Regions from separate parts of the Homo sapiens genome. Here region 2 is linked to region 1. Evidence: chromatin contacts called from ENCODE Hi-C or POLR2A ChIA-PET data. All regions are on one chromosome and are shown on one strand. Each heading gives the region's core, a stretch centred on a gene start or an enhancer-like site at or near the end of the contact. The rest is flanking DNA. Distances are from core to core; before and after follow the strand shown.

What was found. A loop is a pair of places that touch in the nucleus more often than their neighbours do. ChIA-PET counts read pairs that join two places held with the same protein, here RNA polymerase II (POLR2A). Pooled maps may share reads with other maps.
Region 2: a loop to region 1 is called in a pooled map, with 2.5 times the contacts of the local background. The contact joins two enhancer-like sites. A Hi-C loop is called at or near these places in 2 of 50 pooled maps. POLR2A ChIA-PET finds 5 or more read pairs at or near these places in 2 of 52 experiments (GM12878 and activated CD4-positive, alpha-beta T cell).

The regions. Positions count from the first base shown.
Region 1 is chr5:96,612,223-96,615,910 of GRCh38, forward strand. All of the region lies in intron 4 of LOC101929710 (a long non-coding RNA gene), which reads left to right. It also overlaps a transcript of CAST not described here. Among named protein-coding and RNA genes, the nearest start is that of CAST, 48 kb to the right of the region's middle. Within about 2 kb of position 1,954, at least 17 of the 41 ENCODE cell types and tissues checked have a DNase peak (open chromatin) inside an H3K27ac peak, as active enhancers do.
Region 2 is chr5:96,779,017-96,782,704 of GRCh38, forward strand. It overlaps ERAP1 (endoplasmic reticulum aminopeptidase 1), which reads right to left. Exons shown (of 19, transcript NM_001040458.3): 16 at 2,677-2,838; 17 at 2,042-2,182; 18 at 1,407-1,488. Among named protein-coding and RNA genes, the nearest start is that of ERAP1, 27 kb to the right of the region's middle. RefSeq lists an enhancer at 1,356-2,555. Within about 2 kb of position 1,904, at least 2 of the 41 ENCODE cell types and tissues checked have a DNase peak (open chromatin) inside an H3K27ac peak, as active enhancers do.

The sequences.
Region 1 (3,688 bases), core at 704-3,203:
TTAGACACTATGGAATACCATTCAGCCTTAAAAAGGAATGAAATCATGTCCTTTGCAGCAACATGGATGCAGCAGGAGGACATTATCCTAAATGAATTAACACAGAAACAGAAAGTCAAATACCACATATTCTCATTATAAGTGAGAGCTAAACATTGCATGCATGTGGGCATAAGATGGGAACAATAACACTAAGGACTCCAAAACAGGGAGGGAGGAAAGAGAGCAAGAGTTGAAAAACTACTTACTGGGTACTATGTTCACTCTCTGGGTGTTGGGTTCAATAGAAGCCCAAACCTCAGCATTTCACAATATATCCACGTAACAAACCTGCATACATACCCGCTGAATCTAAAATTTGAAGAAAATAAAACAAAAACAGAGAAATCTGCACTTGTACCGGTTTAAAGAAATAAATACGTTTTAATCTAATCAAATATATCAAATCTTTTACTTTATAATTTTGGTTTACTGGATTTTGTTAATATGCTCTTTCTTACACTGAGATTATGCAAAAATTCTTCTGCATTTTCCTCAAACTTATTTTAGTTTTGCTTTAGATGTTTAGATCTCTTATCAACGGGGTAACAATTTATCTTTGTGTATGATATAAACAAGAAGTCTAAATAAATATACACACATATATACATACATACACACATATATACATGTGTAAATACACAGTACATGTAATTTTTCTCTGTGGGTAACCAATTAATGTTTATCAGTTAGCCCATGCATGTTCTATTGATTTGTAATGCCACTGCTTCATGTATCCAATTTCCAAATATGTATGAGTCTCTTTCTGAACTCTCTATTCTGTTCCACTGGCAAGTCATCCATCACTGTGCCAATAGCACACTGCCTGAACTACTATAGTTTTATAATAAGTCTTGATATCTGGTAGAGTGACCCTCTCCATCTTCTTCTCTTTCAGAATTTTCTATTCCTAGCTGTTTTCTTCCATTCAAATTTTGAAATAAGCTTGTCAAGTTCAGCAATAAAAATCCAGTTGAGGTTATAATTTGAATTGCATTAGAATAGATGGATTTGAAGATGAATGACAGTTTTCTTCTTATCCTTGAACATGGTTTCATCTCTCCTTTCATTTAAGTATTCTCGAAGGTCTTTCAATGAAATTTCATACTTTTTTCATATTTGCACATCCTTTGTTAGATTTAATACTAGGTACTTCAGATTTTGTAATACTACTATTTGTGCTATCTGTATTTTCTGTTTAAGTCTTCACAACCCTATGAGTTAGATATTTTCACGTTCATTTTCTAGCTAAGGAAACTAAGGTCCAGAAAGATTAAGTAACTCACCATGTTATCAGTAGTCAGTGATGGGGACGGGATGCAAAACAAGTTCTATCTGACCCCAAATTCTGTGTTCTTAACCTCCAATCCATACTCTGTCTTCTGATGATTGTCTTTAAAGCATTTTTAAATGAAACAACTTAAGGGTATTCAAAGGCACAAAACAACAACAACAATAGTAACTACCTATCTCCCTGGAGAAAACGTTAAGTACCTCAAACTTTATTCTCTATACAAATAACCTGGGACTTCTATTACAATGTACATCTTAATCCTGTAGGTCTGGGGTGGAGCCTGCAAATATTTAGGTATTCCCAAATGTCTTTCAATGAAATTTTATACTTTTTAAAATAATTGCACATCTTTTGTTAGATTTAATACTGGGTGCCTTATACTGTTTTTTAAATTGTTGTTCATTTATCTGCATTGTGAGGCTGGGTATCCTCACAGCCCTATGAGTTAGATGTTTTATGTCTATTTTGTAATGAAGGAATCTAAGGTATAAAGTAACTAACAATATATCATCAGCAGTAAGTGACCAGGTAATACAAATGCTGCCGGTCCAAGGAACCCCTTCCAGAACCACCACTAACTCTACAGCATTTTCTGGTGAGGAACCCTTTAATTAACATGATTAAAGGTGAGAACTCCACCAGATGGCAGCAGAAGCTCATCATTTTGTCTCAAATGATTCCATTTCCCTCTGGATGGAGTGTTAGCTGTTGGCAAATGCCTGACTCGTTAGGTTATTGCGGTGAAGTGAATCAGAATCAGGGCCTTTCACTCCTGATGCTGTGTGCAATCTTACCTACTACAGCGCCTCAGTGTTGACAAGGGATTTTCAGCAAAAGCATCCAGCCGGGACATGCCCACGAGCTTCTCCCAAAAACCTTATGGCAGGAGGCTTATAAATGAGAATGAAAACTGTTTTCCATGGGTTGCTTTTTCATCACAGTGAGTTCAATTTAGGTACTTAACCAAGAAAAGGAAACATGATTTGAAATGTTTGGCAGGGGATTAGAAGAGGAAATGATTCATTCACTGTGGGGAACGGGAAGCTATTCAGGCAGATAAACCTGAAACAGAGTCCAAAGATTCAGAGGAAATCCAAGAATAATGCCAGGGACCCACCTCCATCCAAAGCCTAGGCCCAGCCTCTCCCCAGGGGTGCCAGATTACCCCTCTTCCTCAGTGCTTTTTTTCTTTTTAAAAACTGAATATATATATATAGTTGAATTATGAAAAGGATCCATCATCTTGTACTGCTCCCACCCTAAGCTTGGTAAAATGAGGCACCTGTCACTAAGAAGGCTAATGAGTTCATTATATTCTCTTGCCTTTTAGTTACTTAAAAGCAATAATTTGGGCACTGGGGAGGCCCTCAGCGCTGCCTTGAGTGAGCTGTGAGTAGGCTTTAGCCTAGTATAGGCAGCCCCCAAATTTCAATAGTTCAACTTAAGATTTTTGAACTTTACGATGGTGCAGAAATCATATGCATTCAGTAGAAGCTGTACTTGGAGTACCCATACAGCAATTCAATTCTGTTTTTCAATTTCAGTACAATATTCAATACATTACATGAGATATTCAGCACTTTATTATAAAACAGGCTTTGTGTTAGATGATTTGCCCAACCACAGGCTATTGTAATTGTTGGAGCATATTTAAGGTAAGCTAGGCTAAACTATGATGTTCAGCAGCTTTGGTGTATTAAGTGCATTTTTGACTTACAATATTTTCTATTTCCAGTAAGTTTATCCCATCGTAAGCCAAAGAGCAGCTGTACAGGATGGCATTTGGCAGTCCCTAGGCAGGTCTCACTTCCTCCTCTCCCCTTACTCTGCCATAACCATCTCTCCCATTGACTCAGTCAGCACTGTCTGTGCTGCTGCACAGGGCTGTCTCCCAGAGTGTGTTCACATAGTCCAGTCTATCAGATTGCTTTGCTAATGTGCCAATGGCAACAGGGAGAATGAAACAGACAAGGATTCTGTGGGCTGTCCTTGGCTGAGACGCACATTGAGGGAGAATTCAACCTGCTCCACCACGCCAGGCCCCAGGGAAGGAGGCCAGGGAGCCTAAGAGGGGTCAGGTGGAGGTGTATGGTAGTGAGTAGGGAATCAGGAGATTATCAGCCGTCCTATTATTTAATGGTTCTTGCTTCAAGCATTTGCTGGGAAAGAGGGGTCCCGAGAACAGGTCCATGCCACTGAGACTCAGTGACTTATACTAGGGCAAGTGTAAATGTTCTGGTATTAGGGTTCTCTTGACAACCAGAACTAATAGGGTAAATATATATTAGAGTTTATTAAGGAGTATTAACTCACATGGTCACAAGGTCCTACAATCGGCCATCTGCAAGCTGAGGA
Region 2 (3,688 bases), core at 654-3,153, 170 kb after region 1:
AGATGTTGGCATTTCCTTCGATATCTTCTCAAATGTCTCCTAATCATCCTATAAAACAGCACCAACCCTCTATCCCAATCACTCTCCTTGCCTTATTCATCTTCAGAGCATGTAACTACTTGACATTGGTTGATTTGTCTGTAATTGTCTGATTCCCACAGCAGAAATTTCAGCTCCGTGACAGCAAAGGTTTTGTCTGTCTGTTCACTGTTACAGCCCCATAACCTAAAACCATGTGTGGCATATATGTCTTGAATGAATTAATGAGAATACAAGTGAATGAATGAAATGCTTTGTTGCTATAGATCTTGTCTATAGATGACTACCTTTCTGGTCAAGGCTTTGGACATCTCTTCAGTCATCAGACAGAGTATCTCTGCTCTAGACCTCGCTGGAGTTCAAGCTTGAATTATTATATGCAAGTTAATTTTACAAGCCTGGATGAGGCTACTGAAAACTGGAAAAAAGCTACGAGACTGTAACAACCCTTCATTCTTTTTCATTTCCAAAGCTCTCTCCCCATCTCAAGCTAGAAAATAGTGTAACCAGACTACACAATGGAACCACTCCTAAAAAAATTAATATTAGCCTCTCAGCTTTTATCTAAATGTACCACAGTTTAAGAGCCTTGTAAAATTTGTTCCACAACTTTACTATAGGAAACCTTATTATAGAAGGGACACCACAGAACTCAATGGCCCACACATCAAAGTCCTCGAGTTTAGGACTGAAGAAAAGTCTGCTTTTGTAGAAAATGTGTATGCTTCATGTTCTCTTTTACCAGACAATGAGAATAACTCATACTGATTCCTCATTTTTCCTTGACTTCCAGGAATGTCTGTGATAAATTCAGGGGACAATTGCGAGAATTATCCTCAGCCATAAGTCCCTCACATGGTTATCACCTGTCCATTATGTATCTTTTTGTCCTTCATTTTAACATTTCTTTTATACATGGATCTTAAAGCTGCCTGAAATTCTTTCTGAAGGTAGATGGTTACATAATAAGTGACAGGGAACCATGAACTTGGATGGTTTATAAAGAACCTAGATTCCGGACCTGCCTCTTTAGCAACAGCTGGATGACCACTTCAGTCATTTATACCTCAGTGCCCACTTTTAACATCCTTAAACAAGGACTAATTGTCTCAAGTAATTTTCTTCAAGTCCTAAGGTTTTTACTGGCAGAGCTAAGACCTCTTAACGTGTCTGAGAAGAGGCACAGTTTTCACTAGTTTAATTGCAACTGATTTATGCTGCTGTCAACACCATAGCATCCAAAAATAACTTCTAAATGACAATCCATTTCTAACTCACCACACCCTCAAAGTATTTTGTCTACCCCATATTAATTAGCTAATTTTCATTTATGTTTAAAAATATATATATAGATTTTTTTTTTTTACCTCTTCAAGCCGTGTTCTTGTGGAGAATTGATTTGTTGTACCCATTACCATGTGGGCTATGGAAGATGAGCCAAGTTCAAACCTAGAGAGGGAAATATTCAAAAACGGGTTGTGAAATACTTATTCATTTAACATATATTTTAAGGGCCTCCTATATATAATAGCTTTCAGCTAAAAACTGATCGGTGTGAAAAATACAAAATATGATGTCTATCCAATGGGTTAAGATCTAGCTGTAAAGAATAATACACACCAACAGCCTAATAAAAGGTTAAGTATCCAACAGAAAATGACAGAAGCAGGAAATGCTATAAGAGTTAGACAAAGACAGATGTGAACAAGCAAATGTGTTCATGGAAGGCCTGGGCTGAACTGTGAGGAGGAAGGCTTCAGATATGTCCATGGGCTCAGGAAGGGGTTATGCCAGATGGAATGGAAAACATCCCTGTCCAGATTCACTAGTTAGCACTGAAGTCCAGTTTTATGTTTTCTACAAATATTTTAGGTATTTCTACTGCCTATCTTCAATCAAAAAGTACCTTTAGACTGTTACTGTTCTTTTACAAACAGCAAGGCTAAAACACAGTAAGGTTATGAACTTATCCAGTCACAGCACAATTTTTGGCACCACTTACTTTTGTACAAGTTTGTTCCAGTTTTTCCTCAGAAATTGCCAGGCCAGTGGGTATCCTACTGGGTTCCTGCCAATGAGTGTAAGAATTTGTGGAAACTCCTGAGTTTTTATTTTATCTCCCTTAAAGCTTTCATCTAGTAGCCTAGAAGGATTAAGAAAAGAAATGTTAGCAATGAATAGGTGATGAAACAGTTATGAATCACTGCAATAAAATTACTTGTAAAAGAAAAAAAAGTCTGCCAGTAACAAAGGTTAAAAAGATAAATGGGTAACCACAATCCTGATAAACCCACTATAGCTACATAATAAAAACTAACATTTATATAGTGTTCATAACACCCATTCTCATATACCCTCTCATTTGCTCAAAAGAATAGTTAAGGAAGAGTAGCTCTAGTAAATATTTTTAATATGTTGTCATTTTAAAGATGCACAAATGTATACACCTTTAAATATTTTTCCTAACACCTGGTTCTCCCTAATTATTTGCCTTTCTCATTAGATGTGTGCTGACTTGCAGTATGTTCCCAGCAGGATAGGCAATTCCTGGCCAAGAAAACAAAAATAGATGCCAGAATGATCTAATCTAATCTAATTTCCCTTGGCCACATGAACATGAATGAATGACGGACTCACCATTGAAGCTTTTCCTTATTTTGGGTTCTGCAGAGGGCAAATTCAATTTGGCTTTTCTCAGTACTGGACAAAGAAAACTGATATTTACTATAAAGAAAATCCCAGCCTTCTGTGCTCTGGGCCCCCACAGCAAACACTGCCAAGGTCACGTCGACAGGCAGGCTATAGAAAGGAACACACTCGGTGAGAATCTGAGGTGCAGTAAGTATGTTTAGAGGCATAATGGTGACTAACTATGAACTGCTGAACTTTCCCCATGATCAGAGAAGCATGCCTGGAAATATAAACAAAAACTACTGATTTCCTTCAGTTACAATTTTTTTTTTTTTTTTTTTTAGGACGGAGTCTTGCTCTGTCACCCAGGCTGGAGTGCCGTGGCTCGATATCGGTTCCTGCAAGCTCCGCCCTCCCGGGTTCACGCCATTCTCCTACCTCAGCCTCCCGAGTAGCTGGGACTACAGGCGCCCGCCACCATGCCCGGCTCATTTTTTGTATTTTAGTAGAGACGGGGTTTCACCGTCTTAGCCAGGATGGTCTTGATCCCCTGACCTCGTGATCCACCCACCTCAGCCTCCCAAAGTGCTGGGATTACAGGCGTGAGCCACCGCGCCTGGCCTAGTTACACTTTATAAAAAAAAGGCAAGAGAAAAATATCTAAAATTAGGTTTTAAGTAGCCTTCTCAAAAATGTGAAATGCCATTTTTATAAATACCTACATATTTAAATACTTTAATGATGCTGGGTGACTCCATAGGGGATCACCTTTCAAGCCAAAAGAAATTCAAACTATATTCAAAATTTACACCATGATCACAAGTCAGGACGGCAGTAGGACCACTGTTTGGATTTCTTTAAGCTGAAGCATGTAGGTTGTTGGCATAAATGTTTCCTGGGTGGGGTTTAAGCTCCAAATGTAAAAAGGACTGAAGTGTAGCAAGAATAGGGATTTCCAGATACGGTAAAATCCTACCTTGCTTAGACAGTGTCAGCAATTACTATGCATCCCTGTCAG